Regions from separate parts of the Homo sapiens genome. Here region 1 is linked to region 2. A link is a contact called in ENCODE Hi-C or POLR2A ChIA-PET data. All regions are on one chromosome and are shown on one strand. The core of a region is the stretch at or near the end of the contact, and the rest is flanking DNA. Distances in the headings are between cores, read along the strand shown. Region 1 has its middle 300 kb from the start of SNORD31B. Region 2 has its middle 230 kb from the start of LINC00460.

The links. A loop is a pair of places that touch in the nucleus more often than their neighbours do. ChIA-PET counts read pairs that join two places held with the same protein, here RNA polymerase II (POLR2A).
Region 1: a map of posterior vena cava shows a loop between it and region 2 (15-fold over the local background). The contact joins two enhancer-like sites. A Hi-C loop is called at or near these places in 1 of 168 maps with a recorded cell type or tissue (posterior vena cava). POLR2A ChIA-PET finds 5 or more read pairs at or near these places in 1 of 52 experiments (WTC11).

The regions. Positions count from the first base shown.
Region 1 is chr13:107,021,419-107,028,643 of GRCh38, reverse strand. No RefSeq gene overlaps it. Among named protein-coding and RNA genes, the nearest start is that of SNORD31B, 300 kb to the left of the region's middle. Within about 2 kb of position 2,408, at least 5 of the 41 ENCODE cell types and tissues checked have a DNase peak (open chromatin) inside an H3K27ac peak, as active enhancers do.
Region 2 is chr13:106,140,173-106,146,790 of GRCh38, reverse strand. No RefSeq gene overlaps it. Among named protein-coding and RNA genes, the nearest start is that of LINC00460, 230 kb to the left of the region's middle. Within about 2 kb of position 2,415, at least 7 of the 41 ENCODE cell types and tissues checked have a DNase peak (open chromatin) inside an H3K27ac peak, as active enhancers do.

The DNA.
Region 1 (7,225 bases), core at 1,159-3,658, 880 kb before region 2:
ATCCACTCCAGCATTTCCCTTCATGTGTAGAACAATGAAATCATAGAACCTTGGAAAGACCCCCAAACCATCAATTACCAATCAGACTCTTGACATTTTACTACATTGTGATAATGAATTTTATGTGTCCAATTGGCTAGGCCATGGTACAGAATTTTGGGTTAAGCACCAATGTAGATGTTTCTGAAAAGATACGTTTTAGATGAGATTTACACTTAACTATGTAACCTTTGGGTAAAGTACGTTCCCCTCCATCATGTGAGTGGGCCTCATTCAATCAGTTGAAGGCCTTAAGAGAAAAGACAAACCTACCCTTGAGGAAGGAGGAATTCTGCCTCCAGATGGCAAACTTTCCCTGGGTCTTCAGCCTGCTCTATAGATTCTACGAGCCAATTTGTTAAACTATTCTCTCTCTAAACACACACACAATATATATATGTATATACACATACTATATATATATACACATACATACACACTATGTATATATATTATATACACACACAATACACACACACACACACACACACACACATCTCATATTCTGCTTCTGAAGAAAACCCTAACTATATAACCATCTAACCACTTAAATTTTGAGGTGTGATCAGGAGTGTTTGTGAGGTTGGCCTTTGTATCAATCCAGTCCTGGGACTAAATCCTACCTCGACAAGTCACTAGATGTGACAAAGATGTGATTTTGAGCGAGTTACTTATACCTTTCTGACCCTATCTGCCCATATATGAAGAAGGTGTAATACCAAGTGCTTTAATAAAATGTCTTGAAAATTCCAGACGATGTGTACACAACATCCATAACATAGATGTTTCTTGATAAATGGTTGTCATCATTTTGCCTTGATGAATTAAATGTGACTAAATCCTGCTATTTACTGTATCAGTAGCTAGGGGTATGTCTAGTTTGAACTTCTCAAATGAATTCATCTCTCTTGGTTAGAAATTGACCATGTGGTCTGCATTTTATGATTAACTTCTGTTGCCATGTTGCTATGAAGGCCACAAAGGGAGGCCTCCAGAACTAAGTCAGCTTCACGTTTTCCCTGAGGCAGTAAAGAAAGATTCCCCTCAGAGGATGAGCTTTCCACGGCTGGAAACCAGAGAGTTTTGGTAGCAGAATCACAAGTGATTGACTTTGGAATTGGGAGATAATGGCTTGAACTGCTGATTAGCCCATGGAACTCCACTATCTTTGAAAAAAGATAAGGTCAATTTCAAATGAGAAACTTTCTAAGGAGAAATTTGCTACCATTGGTCAAATTTCCCAAATGAATCAAATAGGAAAAACAATAGTAATCACTAACCTAATGTGTATAAGCAGTGTGCATCAATTACATGTGAGGACTCACTTTTTCTTTTTAATGACCATAGCTATTCAGGTGATTGTTTTCTAAACTCAGGTAGCAAGAATTTCATGTATCAGCATCATGACTGACATTTTAGCTATGAAGTGATAATTAACTATGAAAGATAATTTTTAAAAAATTATTATTATACTTTAAGTTCTAGGGTACATGTGCACAACGTGCAGGTTTGTTACATAGGTATACATGTGCCACGTTGGTTTGCTGCACCCATTAACTCGTCATTTATGTTAAGTATTTCTCCTAATGGTATCCCTCCCCCTGCCCCCCCACCCCATGACAGGCCCCTATGTGTGATATTCCCCGCCCTGTGTCCAAGTGTTCTCATTGTTCAATTCCCACCTATGAGTGAGAACATGCAGTGTTTGGTTTTCTGTCTTGTGATAGTTTGCTCAGGATGATGGTTTCCAGCTTCATCCATGTCCCTGCAAAGGACATGAACTCATCGTTTTTTGTGGCTGCATAGTATTCCATGGTGTATATGTGCCCAAAACTTAAGCTTTTGTGAAATTGAATTCTTACATTCCATATTTAATTTGATTTGATGATTGTTTTAGAAAGATGTTTCAATCAAATGTTACCTCGCTAATTTTACATTATAACAACTTTTACAACATTTCTTTCAGTTCTAGGTCCCAAACTACTTTAGAAAGGACATTGAGGGTTTTTATTTATTAGTCAGTATCTAAATTCAGTATTTCTAAGAAAAGACTCAAGAACAGCTTTCAAGAAAAATTTTGCCACCTCTTCTTAAAACACATGTCAAATTGATAACATGATATTGCATACAGCATAATGGGACTGTGTGTATAAGAATCAAAATAGACAGACAAGACTTTAAAATGAGAGTCAGGAAGTACAAAACATCTTATCTAAGGATAATTTGGTTACAAACTGTATGCAAAGCTGTAGAGTTATCTATTAAGCTGTATTGAAAATGGTGGCTGAGAACTCATAAGACAACTAGCTCTGAGTGAGGTGTCATTCCTGAAGCAGCAGGGGCAACTTGCCATGGCTTCGGGCCTTAGCCCATAGCAGTCTGAATAATCACACAAGAATAGAAGTCAACAGAGACTCTCAGTCCCAGCCTAGAATGTCAAAAGCATCAACTAGTGACTGGACATTTGGCTGAAATCCAAGGAACAAGCACAACTGGTTCAACCAGCACTTGTCTGGAATGTTCTGGAAGCAATAGATGGCAAAGGGTATTAAGTTGGGGAAATTTAATAGTTTTTCCTTTGGGAACAGAAATAATGCAAATGCTGATAAAGTACTATATTTAGCTACTAAGTACATTTTTTGACTCTGTCATTTCTGGGAGAAAATTATGACACACTGCACCAGTCTTTGAAAATAACTAGAAACTTTTTCCATAAATGACTTTTACACCCAACACGACAGAAGTTTCTTCAACTCCAGCATTTATCATTTTATCATCTTTCTGTTATTTTTTCATTTGGGTTACTTCTTTAGATACTTTTTTATTATTATTTGTCAACAACATGCGAAAGGCTCTTTTCTTTATGACCCTGTGGGAGAGTTCAGAGGATCGGAGTATGGATATGTGGCCACAAGCATAAAAATCTAGTTCCCTGGATTGACCTTGAGCAATTAGTCTAATATCATTTCTTTACATGACCTTAATGATTATTCAGTTACAAAATAATCTTTCCTTTGCTTAAGTTTGTAAGGCATTTTCATAAGTTAGTTTTTTGCTTTTTCTGACATTTAAAGTCTGGGTTATCTGCCTTTTCGTGGGAGCTGTCTCAGCTGTTAGCTGTCATTTTAGGGAAAAAAGAAATTTTGCAGTAATATTTCATTTTGTCATCACAGATGACAGATCATAAAAAATTGTGGCTTTATAATGTACTCAAAGTAAATATTTCCTAAGAATGCCCACGCAAAAATAATAGTGAAAAGAAAAAGGCAAGCTCTCTCAATTCTTTTGAGAATTGTCCTTGCTTCTGTGAGCTTAGAAAAACTGTATTTGATCAAATAAATACTTTTTTCTATCAATATTATAGTCTTCCAAGTTTATGAAAATTCAAATATATAAGAAGTTAGAGTCATTTTGTTTTTATTTTATTTCTGTAGTCTGTGCTATTTCATGATGCCATATCATGTACGTTCCTAAATTTGCATTTAACTCCTGGTTCTGGCATTCACTGTGTCAACACGCTGACTTCAAAAACCCCTCCTCATATTCCTTGTGCTCTAGTTTCTAGTTGGCAAAACAGGAAGATAAACAACATATTTACCCATAGGAGTTAGAATAAGATGAACAGAGATCACTTCTGAATGCTTCAAAATAAACCAACAAACAAAAAATAGCACAGATATTTGAGAGAGCAGTATGGTGCAACATTTAAAAACAAGGATTTTGAAATATAATTAGACCTGTGTTTTTGACTTGATTCTGCTAAATATGAGGTACATGACCTTGAGGAAATAATAAGTTAGTCTCTTTAAGACTAATTAGTTATTAATAAAATTAGGATAACAATCATGCCTACCACACAGGGTTGTTATGGGGATTATATGAGATAGGAGAGAGAAAATGTGCAGCATTATGTTCTCAGGACACAGTTGCCACTGATGACCATTATTCCTGGGTGAACAGTGGTGGATGAATCCATTTTCATCAAATTAGAGATGTCCACACACACCAACACACATGTGCATAAACCTATTTCCTTCGAGCTGAAAAGCAAGACTAACTCTAGTCTCAAACGTGTTCCTAAAAATAAGGTGGTGTGTCTAGGGAACAGCTGGAAATGCAGCTTGAGCTCTTGGGTCTTAGAGTCACCAGTCATTATGTAGTAATTGAAGCCACACAAATGGGTGAAATCATGCAGTCGTCTTTGAGCGTGTGTATGTGTGCACACACAGTGAGAAGACAAATCCACTGGGAACACTTACAGTATCGTGCAGGGAGAGGAAGAAAACAATAATGTCTCTTTCCTGAACCGGGAGGATGGTACTAGGGATTGGGTACAATACAGCAAAAATTTTACTTGAGATTAGGGAAAGGAATTGGCATGTTTAACGATCTCTGCTCTCTTTCATGCATATTTTAGGGTAATTAATAGAAAATAAGGAAAAAGTAGAAGTGTTACGGCTCCGATGGCTGGAGGAACACCAGGGTTCTTGGTCTTGCACTGATAGGATTAACATGGACACATGTGGAGGGGTTTTAAGGAGCGGAGCGACAAGTTTAACAGGCAAGAGAGCAGCAAGGAAGAAGAAAACAGCTCCCCTGTATAGAGACAGAGGGAGGGGTGACTCAAACAAAGAGAAAACCCTAGTGCGAGAGGAAATACAAACTTAAGCAAAGTTACAAACTTACAAACTTAAGCAAAGGAAAGATTATTTTGTAACTGAATAATCATTAAGGTCATGTAAAGAAATGATATTAGACTAATTGCTCAAGGTCAATCCAGGGAACTAGATTTTTATGCTTGTGGCCACATATCCATACTCTGATCCTCTGAACTCTCCCACAGGGTCATAAAGAAAAGAGCCTTTCGCATGTTGTTGACAAATAATAAGTGGCTGCTTATACGATGAAGCTGGAGGAGGTGGTGTCTGATTTGCATAGGGCTCAGGGGATTGGTTTGACCAGGCATGTCACTCATGTAGCCAGTGGAAAAACCTGGCCCTCCCACCCTATCCTTTTAATATGCAAATGCAGGGCGCCATGATGTTCTACACACATAGGGATATGTGGGGGCAGCCATGTTGCCAGGCACCTGTGGGGGCAAGGGCAAGAGGAGGATGAAGGGAGCCATGTTTGGGTGGACCCAGTTTCTAATGGCCTGCATTTGCATATCAAAGCTTTCCAGCCCAGCAACAGCTGGGGCTTTCCTGGTAGACAAGAAATGTTTCTGGAGCTTTCCAGCCCAGCAAGAGCTGGGGCTTTCCTGGTAGACAAGAAATGTTCCTGGAGCTGCTTTAAAATAAACAAAAACTTCCCAAGGACCCCTTTACCTCTTTATCTGCCTAAAATAATTTCTTAATAACTCCTATAACAGAAGCAGGGTCAGCCAATAGACCAGCTTTGGTGATGCATATAATCCATAGGTTAGATGAGAAGATGAGGGGAGAAAGGGAGATGGGGCATAGTCAAGCAGGATCTCCACTGGCAGAATAATATGTATCTTCCATAACTGAGGGAAACTATAGATGAGAACAAAGGCTTTGGGGTCTTAAAATCAGTTGTAGAGTGCAGAATACATTGTAGGGGAAGGAACTGCAGTGAAGGAAGCCAGTTAAAAGGCTATTACAATACAGCAGTAAGAGGCCTACTGGTTGGGTATGGTGTACTATAAAGGTGCTGGCCCTTCCCATTCTTCTGGTCTTCCTTCTACCAGTCTACCACTTTGAACCCCAGCCATTATCTCCTTCTTCACAGGACCAGTGATTTTTCATCCTTCAAACCTTAATTCAAGCATCATTTCCTCAGGGTGGCTTACCCTGACTCTGGGAATGATTTTGATATTCCTCCCCCATCTGTTAGGAAATCGATTGCACCACACTGTGATGGCTGGTCTGCCTGTCTTTCTCCTCTCCTAGACTGCAAACTTATTGAAGGCAGAAGCCATGTCTTGCTATTCCCTGGTGTCCAGCTCATAACCTGGGATATGATCAAAAGTCAATGAATGTGAATGAATGAATGAACAAATGCAGGTAAACAGGAGCTGACTAAATGCTATTAACATAAGTAACAGAATCGTAAGGGGAGCCTGGACATAGTGTATTTAATAGCAAGCTATATGAAAATGGGTTTTCTAAGAAAATGAAGGGTAATTATTGAGCATTTTTTGCAGTAAAGGTCAAGAAATTCTTGTTAGGCCATTCTAGCCATAATTTACATTCAAACAATGAGTGCTCACAATTGCTTCTAAGTTATTCTGTGAAGCACTTAGCAGATGCTCTAAGACTTTGCCTGTCAGCTGAGAGCCAAACGGGTGAGAAAATAATAAAAAGCGTTTCTTTTAATGTGTTTTTTAACAGGCTTTTCTGCTGTAGAACAGAATCAGTCTGACCTTCCCCACAACTAGTGTTGTTTTACAGTGTTTAAAAGAAAAAGAAAAGCCATATAAAAGCCAGGGCCTTTTATCTGGTGAGGCTACGCCTATATCACACCAAGTCAATGATTTCACGGAACTGGTCCGCTGGTATCTTGTCAGAGCGTAGATATGGCCTGCCAGAAATGGTAATGCAGAAAGTTCTTGTGCCTTTTATCAAGGCCTAGAAAAATAATTAAATTTCCTAACTATAAAAGCATAATTTACTTTAGCATTCCTCTACACCAGTGTCTCTTTCTTTCTTTCTCTTTATTTTCTTTCTTTCCTTTCTTTCTTTCTTTCTTTCTTTCTTTCTTTCTTTCTTTCTTTCTTTTTCTTCCCTTTCTTTCTTTCTTTCTTTCTTTCTTTCTTTCTTTCTTTCTTTCTTTCTTTCTCTCTCTCTCTCTCTTTCTTTCTCTTTCTTTCTGTCTCTTTCTTCCTTTCTTTTTTTTTTTTGACGGAGTTTCGCTCTTGTTGCCCAGGCTGGAGTGCAGTGGCGCAATCTCGGCTCACTGCAACCTCCACCTCCCGGGTTCAAGCAATTCTTCTGGCTCAGCCTCCTGAGATTCTGGGATTACAGGTGCCCACCACCACGCCCAGCTAATTTTTTGTATTTTTAGTAGAGACGGAGTTTCACCATGTTGGCCAGGCTGGTCTTGAACTCCTGACGTCAGGTGATCCGCCCGCCTCGGCCTCCCAAAGTGCTGGGATTGCAGGTGTGAGCCACCACGCCTGGCCCACCAGTGTTTTTCAGACCTTCTCACCACACCCATGTGATCA
Region 2 (6,618 bases), core at 1,166-3,665:
CAAAGGAGCTACTTAGGTCTTAGGAGACATTGTGGAGTGGTGTTGAAGCCCTACCAGTCACAGCATGAAGAGCTAGGCCTGAGACTGTGCAGTCACACACTGCTCCACACCCAGAAGGGCCACACCTGGTTTAATGGTCTCTTGTCACCACCTAGAAATTCTTAATAGTGTTTGAACAAGAGGCCCTGCATTTTTATTTTGCAGTGGGCCTTACAAATCATGCAGCCTGTCCCATTGAAGGCCATAGCTACATGGGGAGCTAGAATAACAGAGGTGAGCCCTGGGGAAGGCACCAGCTGGAAGGTCATTGTCACAGTGACCCCATCTGGAAGCACACACTTACTGATAGCAGAAAGAGCAGAAAGAGCTTGGAGGGGTGTCACTGATACAGAACCTGAGTGGTATGTTAAGTGGCAGCCAGAGAAAGAATGTTGACCTCATTAAAGGAACATAATGGGACACATGCATTGAGGTGGTGTCTCCAGAGAACTCACAAATGCATCCGAAGACAAAAAGAGTTATCCTGGAAGAGCCCCAAAGTTCAGAGAGCAAAGTCCAGAGAACATAGAGGTTTTCTGTCCACTCCCCTCTCCTTCTTCCCCAAGCCCACTCCAATCCAGGAAGAGCCAGAAGGCCGCCTAGTGGGGACAGGGTAAAGTGAGAAAAGGAGAAGTTTTTGAAAGGAAGAAGCTTCCACTTATAAGAGGCAAATGGAAAGTTCCCCTTTCACCCTCAGGAGGTTTGCTAGAAAATCAACTCATCAAGGACAGATTAATGGGAGAAGAGCCACAGAAATTTATTTGATCATAGTTTTGGGTGACAGGGGCATTCAGAATGAAGAAGCCACCTCCCATTGGGGTGCAGAAGCTTATAAACCATCTTGAAGTTACAGAATGAATGGGGGCTTGGATCTTGGCAAAACAGGTTATAGGAGAGGGGAGAAGAGGAATTCTGTTGAGGGGCAATACATAATTCCTAGGGAGAATTCAATGAGTTTGAAGAACCTATGATGGTCTGAATCAAAGTCTGTTGGGCCCACAGAGTGAACAATGGTTTGTGACACAAGTCTGTTCAAGTTTGAGAGACTTTAGTCCTCTTTCCTGTGAAATTAGTTCAGTTAATGAAAACTTATGGAGAGGACCAGAGGTAATTTTTTCTTCTTTGGTAGGTCTGGACTTTAGTCAGATAAGGGAGCTTCAGAGAATGACTTCATCCTATGCTTTGGGAGAGATAGTTGGGGATGGAGGAAGGTCAGAGAGACCTTGAGGCTTCTTTGTCAGTTCAGCATGTATGAAGACCACAGTTTGGTGGTATTGGTTTCCCAGCTCCAATACACTGTAGGTCTCCACAAAGCAGGCCCAAGGGGTGGGAGGGAGAAGGAGGGAAACAAGAACTCCAAGTTAAGTTTAGGATTCTGACAGTTGCGTTGGTTGGACAATAAAATTGCTGAAACTGGACTATTAAAAATGACTGGAGGACTTCCCTTATCTAACCAGAAACACCATGTGACCTATTTGAGCAGCCACCTAAGGATCAAAGTCTGTAGAGAGAGGTTTCAAATGGACAGTAATGAGAAAGGGGAGCCTTGTTGTTTCCTCCCTGTCACCAATGGAATCTCACCCTCTCAACTTAACAAAGAAGACTGCAGAAGATCTTTTCTTGTAAATCATAGCAGTAATTTTACACAGAAGGTATCTTTCTTGAACTTGTTTTTGAAACAATAAGGATATTGAAAGCCTTCCAAAAGTTTTGTTAACATTATGAAATAAATTGTGTGTTAGTTAATATCAGGAAAAAAATTTTATGAAGATGTCACTTCTGAAAAACCCCATGCATGGTGATCAGTGGTGTTGCATAGTGAAGGAAAACCCACCAGGCTTGGAACTAAAACTAGAGCAATATCTCCATTTGGCAATCATTGAATCTCAGTTGTGGTAGCTTAGCCCATCAAGGTGATACCAATGTTGTTAAAGAGAGGAAGTTAAACGCACTAACCAGAAAGTCTCAGAGTACACTCAAAGTACTTTAAGGTTGTGTTAGAAACTAATAATAAAGAAATTCACAGTTTAAGCCGACCTCCCATCCATGGACTCAAAGGGCCACATGAAGGAAGTGGTTTAAAAGACACCCTGTGGTGCCTAGGTATTGGAAGTCAGCCTTAACTATAAATTTCCTTGTTTTCATTAGCTTGGGTTACAACAAGCTGAGCATTTTTTGAATGCCCTCTTAGGTAACTTCCTTTTTTTTTCTTATAAGTTCCATAGTAAAAGAACTTCTGTAATCAGTAATCACACATTCTATTCCTATTTTATGTACTTTCACAATGAAAGACAAACTTATTCATGATCTCATAATTACCTATCTTGTCCTGTGTAACAATCCATTCTTTGTATCAGAAAACATTCTTCTAGGGATTTGGTAAAACCGGTTGAGCAGGTTTTCCTGCAGAAAAACCCAGTTCAAACAGTAGCTCACAAATGTAATCTCAAGTATTTATTTTCACATATGAGTAGGTAAACATCAAATACATAACCAGCAAATTTTTTTTGAACATTCAAAGGTAGCATTAAATTAGTGCCTGGGAATAAAACAAAATACCTCAGGTATTTAGTGATCAGTCAAAACAGGGAAACACAGTGATGGTAAATCTCATGACAGAACCCAATGGCTGGAGACTGCAGCCCATTTTGATGGCAACCTTGAGGTTTACCTGTGGCCATTGGGGCTGGAGGCTTTAGCTCTATTTTATTAAAAAGCAATCCAAATGACTCTTTCAAAGATTCGTGTGTGAATATTATTGAATTCATTTACTGACTAAACACTAAAATTACATGTTTTTTTTAATGACTCAAGTCAGTATGACATTTCATTCCATTTTGCCTTCATTGGCATCAATGAAACTGAGAAAGAAGTGCACTCTGTGTTATAATACCACAATTTAATTTTTTTTTTTTTTTTTTTTTTTTACTATTAAAGAAGTGGAAAAAAAAAGACAGTTAGATAAAAGGTAAAAGTTTAGGGTAAAATTCTGCAGCTCCTTTAACCATAAAATAACATTAGATCAACATCATTAAATGCTAGTGTAACTCTTATCCCAAAGCCTCTTCCGAGTAAACAATCCCTCCAGGATATCGGTTTTCTGTAGCAATGTGCTTAGAAAAAAACCCTTAGTTTCTATGCCAAGAATAAAATTCTAGCTCTCAAAATATTTGCATATGTAAACATTTCCAAATTCATATTCTATACACATGCTAAAACCTCTTGGTGTTTATACATGCTTTTGTGATTAGTCTTCAAACTTTTTGTTGGCCAGATATGTAAAACCCACAGCTAGAAGTTGGATATTAGAAAAAAGGATAAAAATAGCAATAAGGATAATTTTGTTCATTATTAGCACTTAAAATTATGCTTAGCTCTAAGAAGGAATTATAAAATACTGAAGACCCCAGGTAGAAGTATTTGTAATTTAAATTTTACCTATGTTTAGGTTTGTACCCCAAATTTGTCAGGATCTCTTAATTTGAGAATAGGGGAGTCATTGGCTAAGACATAAGATAAAAGGTGCACCATCTTGATGGGACACAATGGTTTTCCTTTTCTCTCCAGTTGAGGCAAATTCAACTAGGGTTTTTGATGTGACATGCAGTCTAAGACATCACAGGCCAATCAGTGGATGTGCCTGTGATGGGTTAAAAATGAAGGCACATAGACACACCTAATTATATATAATTCACCCTAAGATGTTCAAATTCTAAATATTGGGGAAATATAAGAACTTACTAAAAAGGTGCAATTTAGCTGTAGCAAATGATAGGATTGTTTCTAAGTTCCATATTACTTCAGTGCCTGTGAATTTCACTACATAAATAATTTATAGGAAACTGACCTTAATAATTACTTTGAAAAGAAGTCATGAATATCAGTCGTTTCAAAGATTGAATCAATTGTTTTCCATGATCGCAGAGAGCTGCAATTATTATACATTTTCTACTTCTATCTCAAATGTTATTTTTTGGTTCTCTGTACATATAGCCCATTAATTTAGTCACCCAAGATACAAACTAGCTTTAGTACTTCTCTCTGACCCTTGGGGGATCTTCAGAGGAATTGGACAAGTATGAGAGAGAGGCCAAGCAGCTCTGTGCTCATATTGTCACTGATTTTTCCGCTGTACATTCTTCAAAAATCTTCCCTTTGACAGAAAAAAAGTTATTTCATTCTCTGTCATTCTTTAACATATAGTGGGAGACATGGCTGATTTATTTTTTTAATCAAATGTTGATTGAACGCTTACTCTGTGCCAGGTATTTTTTTAATTCCACGAACCCAAATAAAGATAATACGCTCACCCTGAAAGAGCTTATAGTATATTTATATCTTAGTCTGTTTGGGATGCTGTAACAAAACAGCATCCCAATTGGATGCTGTTTTATAATTGGGTGGCTTATAAACAATAGAAATTTATTTTTTATAGTTCTAGAGGCTGGGAACTCCAAAATCAAGGTGCCAGCAGATTTAGTGTCTGGCGAGGGCCTGCTTCCTGGTTTGTAGAAAGTGCATTCTTGCGGAGTCCTCGGGGCCTGGTGTAAGGGACAAAGGAGCTTTCTGAGGACTCTGCCCTCATGACCTAATCACTTCTTAATACCATCACCTTTAGGGTTAGAATTCCAACCTATAAATTTCGGGGAGACATAGGCATTCAGAGGGTAGAAATTTATAAATGTTAATATGAGTCACATTCACGCATTATTATGCATAGTTTTAGATATAACCTTCACCAGGTGACTTACTATCTTTATAAAGAAGACTTTTAATATTTTGATTTGCTCTCACACTTAACATAATAGATATTGCCAGATAAGTAAGTTAACTCATGGTATGTTGTTTAGTTCCAAGAAGTGGGCTTCAGTGCAGAAGATAAAGACATAACTCTTATCCATTGGGGAAGTTATGATGTTCTAGAGAAAAAGAATAGCAGAAGAAGAGAGAGGTACAGAAACCCTGAATAATCAAAAAGGTGTATGAAAGGGATGCAACTGTATTGTAAGGGAATTGAAACTTATTTGTCACTGGCAGAGAAAATAAATTGGCACCCTCATTTTTTAATATATCTCTTAAAAGTCAATCAGCACCTATTGACACCTGTCAACCCTTTTAAGTTTTCTTCTATTAGGAGTTAGTTCAGTCACAAGCTCAGTGGGCATCTATTGATTTAGTGTCTTTGAAAATGAAAGTTTAAATTGGCATGTTGGGGAACCGGTGTTGAGAGGCGTGTGAGATGGTTGGTTCTATATGTAAAATAAAGCCCTGCACTTGAGGAGATTCATGTTGGCCTCCTTCAGAGGAAAGAGCATTCTCTGGCACAACTCCATATAAAGTTGGTTCAATATTCCAATGACTTTACTTATTTATTTATTTTAATTGTGGGTTTGGTGTAGATTTAGGTCACTGGTGTTTTGTTTTATTTTATTGTATTATTTTGTTTATAGACAGAGTCTCACTCTGTCGCCCAGGCTGGAGTGCAATGGTGCCGTCTCAGCTCACTGAAACCTCTACCTCCCGAGTTCAAGTGATTCTCATGCCTCAGCCTCCCAAGCAGCTGGAATTATAGATCCATGCCACCATATCAGACTGATTTTTGTATTTTTAGTAGAAATGAGGTTTCGCCTTGTTGGCCAGGCCAGTCTCGAACTCCTGGCCTCAAGAAACTCACCCGTGTCGGCCTCCCAAAGTGCTGGGATTAGAGGTGTGAGCCACCACGCCCAGCCAATATTCCAGTGACTTTAATAGGAACCTGTTAGGATCTATAAGGTGTAAGTCCACTGTTTTAGGAGAACAGAAGTTGTGTCAGGAATCAAATACCAGCCCCAATTTTCTAATTTAGCTTTTTAGAAAATGTTGTGGTTTAAATGCATGTGTCCCTCCAAAATTCATAACTTGGAACTTAACCCCTAAGGTGATGATACTGAGAGGTGGGACCCTTGAAAGGTGATTAGGCAATGAAAGCCCTACCCTGATGAATGGGATTATAAAAGCCTTATGAAGGAGTTTGAAGGAGTGAGTTTTTCCCTTTTAGGTCTTTCCACCAAGTGAGGACACAGTGTTCATTTCGATTGAATGATGCAACAACCAGGCATCACATCCAGAGCAGAGAGCCAGCCCTGAACAGAAATGAAATCTCTGGAGCCTTGATCCTGGACTTCCTAGGCTCCAGGACTGTTAGAAATAAATTTTTATTATTTATACATTACCTAGCCTAAAGTAATTTGCTATAGCAGCAGGAATGGACTAAGAAAGAAAATAATAACAATAATAGGCCGGGTGCGGTAGCTCACGCCTGTAATCCCAGCACTTTGGGAGGCCGAGGTGGGTGGATCACCTAAAGTCAGGAGCTCAAGACCAGCCTGACCAACATGGCGAAACCCTGTCTCTACTAAAAATACAAAAATTAGCTGGGCATGGTGGTGGACGGCTGTAATCCCAGCTACTTGAGAGACTGAGGCAGGAGAATCGCTTGAACCTGGGAGGCAGAGGTTGCAGTGAGCCAAGATTGTGCCACTGCACTCCAGTCTGGGAGACAGAGACTCCATCTCAAATAATAATAATAATAATAGAAAT